2 separate regions of the Homo sapiens genome follow, and region 1 is linked to region 2. A link is a contact called in ENCODE Hi-C or POLR2A ChIA-PET data. All regions are on one chromosome and are shown on one strand. The core of a region is the stretch at or near the end of the contact, and the rest is flanking DNA. Distances in the headings are between cores, read along the strand shown.

Evidence for each region. Hi-C counts contacts between places; a loop is a spot of excess contacts on that map. ChIA-PET counts read pairs that join two places held with the same protein, here RNA polymerase II (POLR2A). Pooled maps may share reads with other maps.
Region 1: a loop to region 2 is called in a pooled map, with 4 times the contacts of the local background. The contact joins the enhancer-like site here to the promoter of KANK3 in region 2. A Hi-C loop is called at or near these places in 1 of 168 maps with a recorded cell type or tissue (HCT116) and 4 of 50 pooled maps. POLR2A ChIA-PET finds 5 or more read pairs at or near these places in 4 of 52 experiments (AG04450, HEK293T, WTC11 and 1 more).

Annotation. Positions count from the first base shown.
Region 1 is chr19:8,153,528-8,156,486 of GRCh38, reverse strand. No RefSeq gene overlaps it. Among named protein-coding and RNA genes, the nearest start is that of FBN3, 5.4 kb to the right of the region's middle. RefSeq lists silencers at 2,178-2,227, 2,348-2,397. Within about 2 kb of position 1,451, at least 9 of the 41 ENCODE cell types and tissues checked have a DNase peak (open chromatin) inside an H3K27ac peak, as active enhancers do; they include HCT116, where a contact is called at or near this core.
Region 2 is chr19:8,341,585-8,344,653 of GRCh38, reverse strand. KANK3 (KN motif and ankyrin repeat domains 3) reads left to right here and starts at 1,392. Exons shown (of 11, transcript NM_198471.3): 1 at 1,392-1,429. RefSeq lists an enhancer at 1,158-1,949.

The DNA of each region.
Region 1 (2,959 bases), core at 202-2,701, 190 kb after region 2:
GCAATGTCCGGAACAGGCAAATCCACAGAGAATAGAAAGTGGATTAGTGTTTGCCAGGGACTGGGGTATGGGGAATGGGGAGCAACTGCTAATGGGGACAGGATTTCATTCTGGGGTGATGAGTACGTTTTGGAACTAGATAGAGGGGGTGGCTGCACATACTGCGTGTACTGAACGCTACTGAATTGTACACTTGAACATAGTAAGTGCTATGTTGTGTGAAATTGATCTCAGTAAAAGAAAACAGTAAAAAGAAGATGGTAATTGAGAGGGATTGATTTAGTTTGCAAGAAAAAAATATATTTTTTTTACAAAGATGAGAAAAAGCAAATACAGAACAAGATACAAAGGTGCTAACATTTGTGTTTATTAGAAAGAGAAAGAGGCCAGGCACCGTGGCTCACGCCTGTAATCCCAGCACTTTGGGAGGCGGAGGCGGGCAGATCACATGGTCAGGAGTTCGAGACCAGCCTGGCCAATATGGTGAAACCCCGTCTCTACTAAAACTACAAAAATTAGGGTGTGGGGTGGGCGCCTGTACTCCCAGCTACTCAGGAGGCTGAGGCAGGAGAATCGCTTAAACTTGGGAGGTGGAGGTTGCAGTGAGCTGAGAGTGTACCACTGCACTCCAGCCTGGGCGACAGAGCGAGACTCTGTCTGAACAAAAAAAGAAAAAAAAAGAAAGAAAGAAAGAAAGAAAGAAAGAAAGAAAGAGAAAGAGGCCAGGTGTGACGGCTCATGCCTGTAATCTCAGCACTTTGGGAGGATGAGTTGGGAGGATCACTTGATCCCAGAGTTCGAGACCAGCCTGGGCAACATAGTGAGACTCTATCTCTAAAAAAAAAAATTTTTTTAAATTAGACAGGTAGTATGTGCCTGTAGTCCTAGCTACTCTGGAGGCTGAGGTGGGAGGATTGCTTAAGCCCAATTCGAGGCTGCAGTGAGCTGTTATCTTCCCCACTGCACTTTAGCCTGGGTGACAGAGGGAGACCCTGTTTTTTTGTTTGTTTGTTTGTTTTTAATTATTTTTACAAAGAGGAAATAGGGCAAATACAGAACAATGTATAAAGGTGCAAACATGTGTGTTTATTAGAAAGAGAAATAATATATTGTATATGGACCCTAGACAGGTCCCCCAGCTAGAACATCAAGGCAATGGGGTGAGGGTGTGGCTGGGGGCCCAAGGCCACGGGGAAGGTTCCAGCTTTGTGGCCTGGGTTCAGATTTGCCTGTATTCTTTCCTGGTGGTGGGGTCCCAGTGGGCGATGTGGTGGCTCTGTGCCTCAGTTTCCTCATCTGTGTAATGGGATGATATCAGAGCCTGTCTTCAGGGTCTCTTGTGAGGATCCAGCTTGATCTCTTCCTCAGAGCTTTCCTGGGTCCTCTGCGGCTTCCCTCCCCGCTCCAAGCCTCATTCCTGGGCACGTGGCCAAACTCCTGGCGTTGTATGCAATGCTTTGACTCCCAGCTGCTTCCTGTGCTTATACAAAGAGGGCTCTGTCCCCAAGCCACCCTGGCCTAGGCTGGCCCAGCGCACTCCACACACCATAGACTGCAGGCATCTCCCCGTCCCTCCTCCCATCTCCTTGTCCCCAGCCTTGACCCTGTGCTCCTGGGCACACCCTGCCCACTCCTGTCTCCATGCCTTCCTCGAGCTCATGCTAATGAACATCTGGGGTCTGCTGGCTCTGGGTGCACACAGTCAAGTCCCGCCTATGAGGGGGGGCTCCATGGCTGCTCAGAAAGTCAAACGGAGGGTGGGGCTGGCGTGACTCACAGTGACCTTAACGGGATGACAGTGGCAGCAGCGGGGGGGGACAGTTCTGGGGGACATTAATAGTGTGACAATGTGACAGCAACAGGTGACAACGTCACAGGAACTGGGAATGATGGGAAGGCAACAGGTGACAGCAACAGGTGACACTGTAATTTTAAAACCCACTAGGGGCCAGGTGCAGTGGCTCACACCTGTAATCCCAGCACTTTGGGAGGCCAAGGCGGACATATCATGAGGTCAGGAATTCGAGACCAGCCTGACCAACATGGTGAAACCCCATCTCTACTAAAAATACAAAAAAAAAAAAAAAAAAATAGCCGGGTGTGGTGGCACACGCCTGTAATCCCAGCTACTTAGGAGGCTGAGGCAGGAGAATTCCTTGAACCCAGGAGGAGGAGGTTGCAGTGAGCCAAGATCCCACCACTGCACTCCAGCCTGGGTGACAGAGCAAGACTGCATCTCGGGGCGGGGGCGGTCCGGGGAGGACAAAAACCAAAAAAAGAGAACATCCACTAGGGGTCAGGCGCGGTGGCTCACACTTGTAATCCCCACAGTTTGGGACCGAGGCAGGTGGATCACCTGAGGTCTGGAGTTCAAGACCAGACTGGCCAATGTGGTGAAACCCCATCTCTACTAAAAATACAAAATTAGCCAGACGTGGTGGCAGGCACCTGTAATCCCAGCTACTCAGGAGGCTAAAACAGGAGAATCACTTAAACTGGGAGGTGGAGGTTGCAGTGAGCCGAGATGGCACCACTGCACTCCAGCCTGGGAGACAGAGCAAGACTCCATCTAAAAAAAAAAAAAAAAAAAAAAAAAGGAAAAAGAAAAAGAAAAAAAAAAAACTAGATGGTGATGTGTGCCTGTAGTCCCAGCTACTTGGGAGGCTGAGGCAGGAGAATGGCTTGAACCTGGGAGGCGGTTGCAGTGAGCTGAGATTGCACCACTGCACTCCAGCCTGGGCGACAGAGCAAGATTCTGTCAAAAAAACAAAAACAAAAACTTTAAAACACCAGATCCCCATTGGAGCCCCCATGGACCTCATTTTACTGAGGGTGGGGGGAACTGGTGCCAGCATCTCGGATCACTGAGCAGCATCAGGGCTTAGGGTGCCAGATGGTAATGAATGGTGTCTTCCTGGGGCCCGATCTGCATGTGATGTGTGTGAATGTGGTTGGCTGC
Region 2 (3,069 bases), core at 143-2,642:
CAGGCATGGTGGCTCACGCCTGTAATCCCAGCACTTTGGGAGGCTGAGGTGGGCGGATCACCTGAGGTCAGGAGTTCGAGACCAGCCTGGGCAACATGGTGAAACCCTGTCTCTACTAAAAATACAAAAATTAGCTGGGCGTGGTGGTGTGCGCCTGTAATCCCAGCTACTTAGAAGGCTGAGGCAGGAGAATCGCTTGAACCCCAGGAGGCAGAGGTTGCAGTGAGCCAAGATCGCACCACTGCACTCCAGCCTGGGACAGAGCGAGACTCTGTCTAAAAAAAAATTAAATTAAATTAAAAAATAAACCAAATAAATAACTGAGTGTTTCGTTTTTGTCTTTTTGTTTTGTTGTTTTCTTTTGTTTTGAGAACTAGGTCTTGCTATGTTGCCCAGGCTGGTCTCAACTCCTGGCTCAAGCTATCCTCCCATCTATGCCTCCCTAAATACTGGATTTACAGGCGTGAGTCACTGCGCCTGCCAATAACAGAGTCTGCTTTTTTTTTTTTTTCCAGATAGTAAAAGTAGCTATTAGGTTAATACAATAGAGTGATGAGAAAAATACTAACTGGGGAGGGGCTATGTCAGGAATTTAGGGGGCAGCAACACAAAAGCTGAACCTCAGAAAGTAGGGAAGGCCGGGCGCGGTGGCTCACGCCTGTAATCCCAACACTTTGGGAGGCTGAGGCGGGCGGATCACTTGAGGTCAGGAGTTCCAGACCAGCCCGGCCAACATGGTGAAACCCCATCTCTACTAAAAATACAAATATTAGCTGGACGTGGTGGTGTGTGTCTGTAATCCCAGCTACTCGGGAGGCTGAGGCAGGAGAATTGCTTGAACCCAGGAGGCGGAGGTTGCAGTGAGTGTCACTGCACTCCAGCCTGGGACTCCGTCTCAAAAAACAAAAACAAAACAAAACAAAAAACAGTAGGGGAGCCTCAAAAAGTACCTACGTGTACAGGTGCAAGGGAAAGCATTTCAGGTAGGTGGAACAGCATGTGCAGAGGCCCTGCGGTGGGGAAGATCCGGGACCTGATACTTCACCCAGGCACTGCGAAATAAGTGCCAGTTATAGAAATCCCACCGGGTTACTCTTCTACTCATAGTTCTCCCATGGCTCCCTCGTGCCTGTGGATCAAATCCAAGCTCCTTGGCCCGGCGCTGGGCAGAGACTTGACCTCTGCTGGTGCAGAAATGCCGCCAGCCAGCGCTCGGCGACCGTCACTCCAGGGCCCGCCCTCAGTCACCACCCCTACATTCCAGGCCCCGCCTGCCTGTCCCACCCCACCGTCCCACTGGGCGGCTTGGAGAGCCTCGGGTGCTGGTTGGCTGGCGTGGCCGTCAGTTAGGGCGAAGGCCTTGATAATCAGTCCCCGGACTTCGAGGGGGCGGGCTCGGGTGCGGGCGCGGCTGGGGCTGCGGCTTCAGGTAAATTGCCAGCTTGCGGGGACACGGATGGGGGACCCCTGGGTGGGTGGATTCGGGGACGCACCGGGACCCGGCGCTGCGCTGCGTTTCCAGCCCCACTGAGGGCTCTGCCCGCTGCGACGGGGCGGGCGTCGTGTCCTCTGGCCGGGACCCCTCCCACATTGGAAGTCCCAGGTGGGTAGCGAGCAGAGTGGGGGGCTCTGGAGGCGTGGGCTTGCCCCCCTCTCGCCCTTCGGGAGCTCACTGCGGGGCTCGTTCGCTCCCTAATGCCACAACCGGCCCTGGGACCCTTTCCCGGGACGGCCTGGGGACCCCAGCCAGCCCCTCGCGCTGGGCTGGGTGTGGGAGCGTGTCACGGAAATGGTGTTTTGGGGAGGGACGCACGGCCCCCGGACCCGCAGACAATGGGTAGCGGATGGAACCGCCCGGCGGCGCTTCCTGTAGGAAACTGCTCTGTCTCTGTGCGGCTAGGACGACCTGGGGGTGGACGGGTGATGATGACTTTAACACCCACCTTCCTGCCGCCACCGGTCCCCCACCCACCCACCTCAAGAGTCTGAGAGTCCCAGCAGACATCAGGGGCTGCCAGTACTCAGGGCCTCCTGGAAGGCGCCCTCTCCCCAGGACTGGGATCCTCACTGGCCTGCCGTGGCCCCCACCACTCCGGTTTGGTGATCACAGCTCTGCGTCCCAAAATAGTCCCTGGGGCGGGAGAGGGGGCGTGTGGCGTCGGCTCTGACGGCCTAATGAGGGGGTCTCAGGCACAGAATCCGGATCTAGCTGTGACAGTCAGGGCAGGGAGCGGAGGAGAGGGAAGGCAGCTAAACGCCCCACTTAGTGAGGCCCCAGCCCCTGAAGCCGCAGAGGTGGTGGGCACCTCCGCCCCCAATCAGAGTCTGACACAGGTGTAGGCTGGGAGGGACAAGCCCCCTGAGGCTCCTTGGTGGTTCATGCCTGTTATCCCAGCACTTTGGGAGGTCAAGTAGGGCTGATCTCTTGAGGTCAGGAGTTTGAGACCAGACTGACCAACATGATGAAACCCGTCTCTACTAAAAATTCAAAAATTAGCCAGCTGTGGTGGCAAGTGCCTGTAATCCCAGCTACTCAGGATGCTGAGGCAGGAGAGTCGCTTGAACCCTGGGCTCAGAGGTTGCAGTGAGCCGAGATCCTGCCACTGCACTCCAGCCTGGGTGACAGAGACTCCGTCTCAAAAATAAAAATAAAAGAAAGCATTCAAGTGTAGTGGCCAAAGCAAGGACTCTGGAAGACCTGCCTGGGTTTAAAACCTGCCTCTGCCTGTTTATGACAGGACCCAGGCAGGACACTAAACTGTTCTGTGTCTCAGTTTCTCCATCTGTACAATAGGGGAAGGGACAATGATCATAGGAAATCCAACCTCAGTGGATTTAGCTAGGATTTTAAAAAATAAGTCAAGGTCAGGTGCAGTAGCTCATGCTTGTAATCCCAGCACTCTGGGAGGCTGAACTGGGAAGATTGCTTGAGCCCAGGAGTTGGAGGCCAGCCTGGGCAATATAGCAAGACACCTGTATCTACAAAAAATAAAATTAGGCCGGGCACGGCTCACGCCTGGTTTGAGACCAGCCTGGCCAACATGGTGAAACTCCGTCTCTACTAAAAAT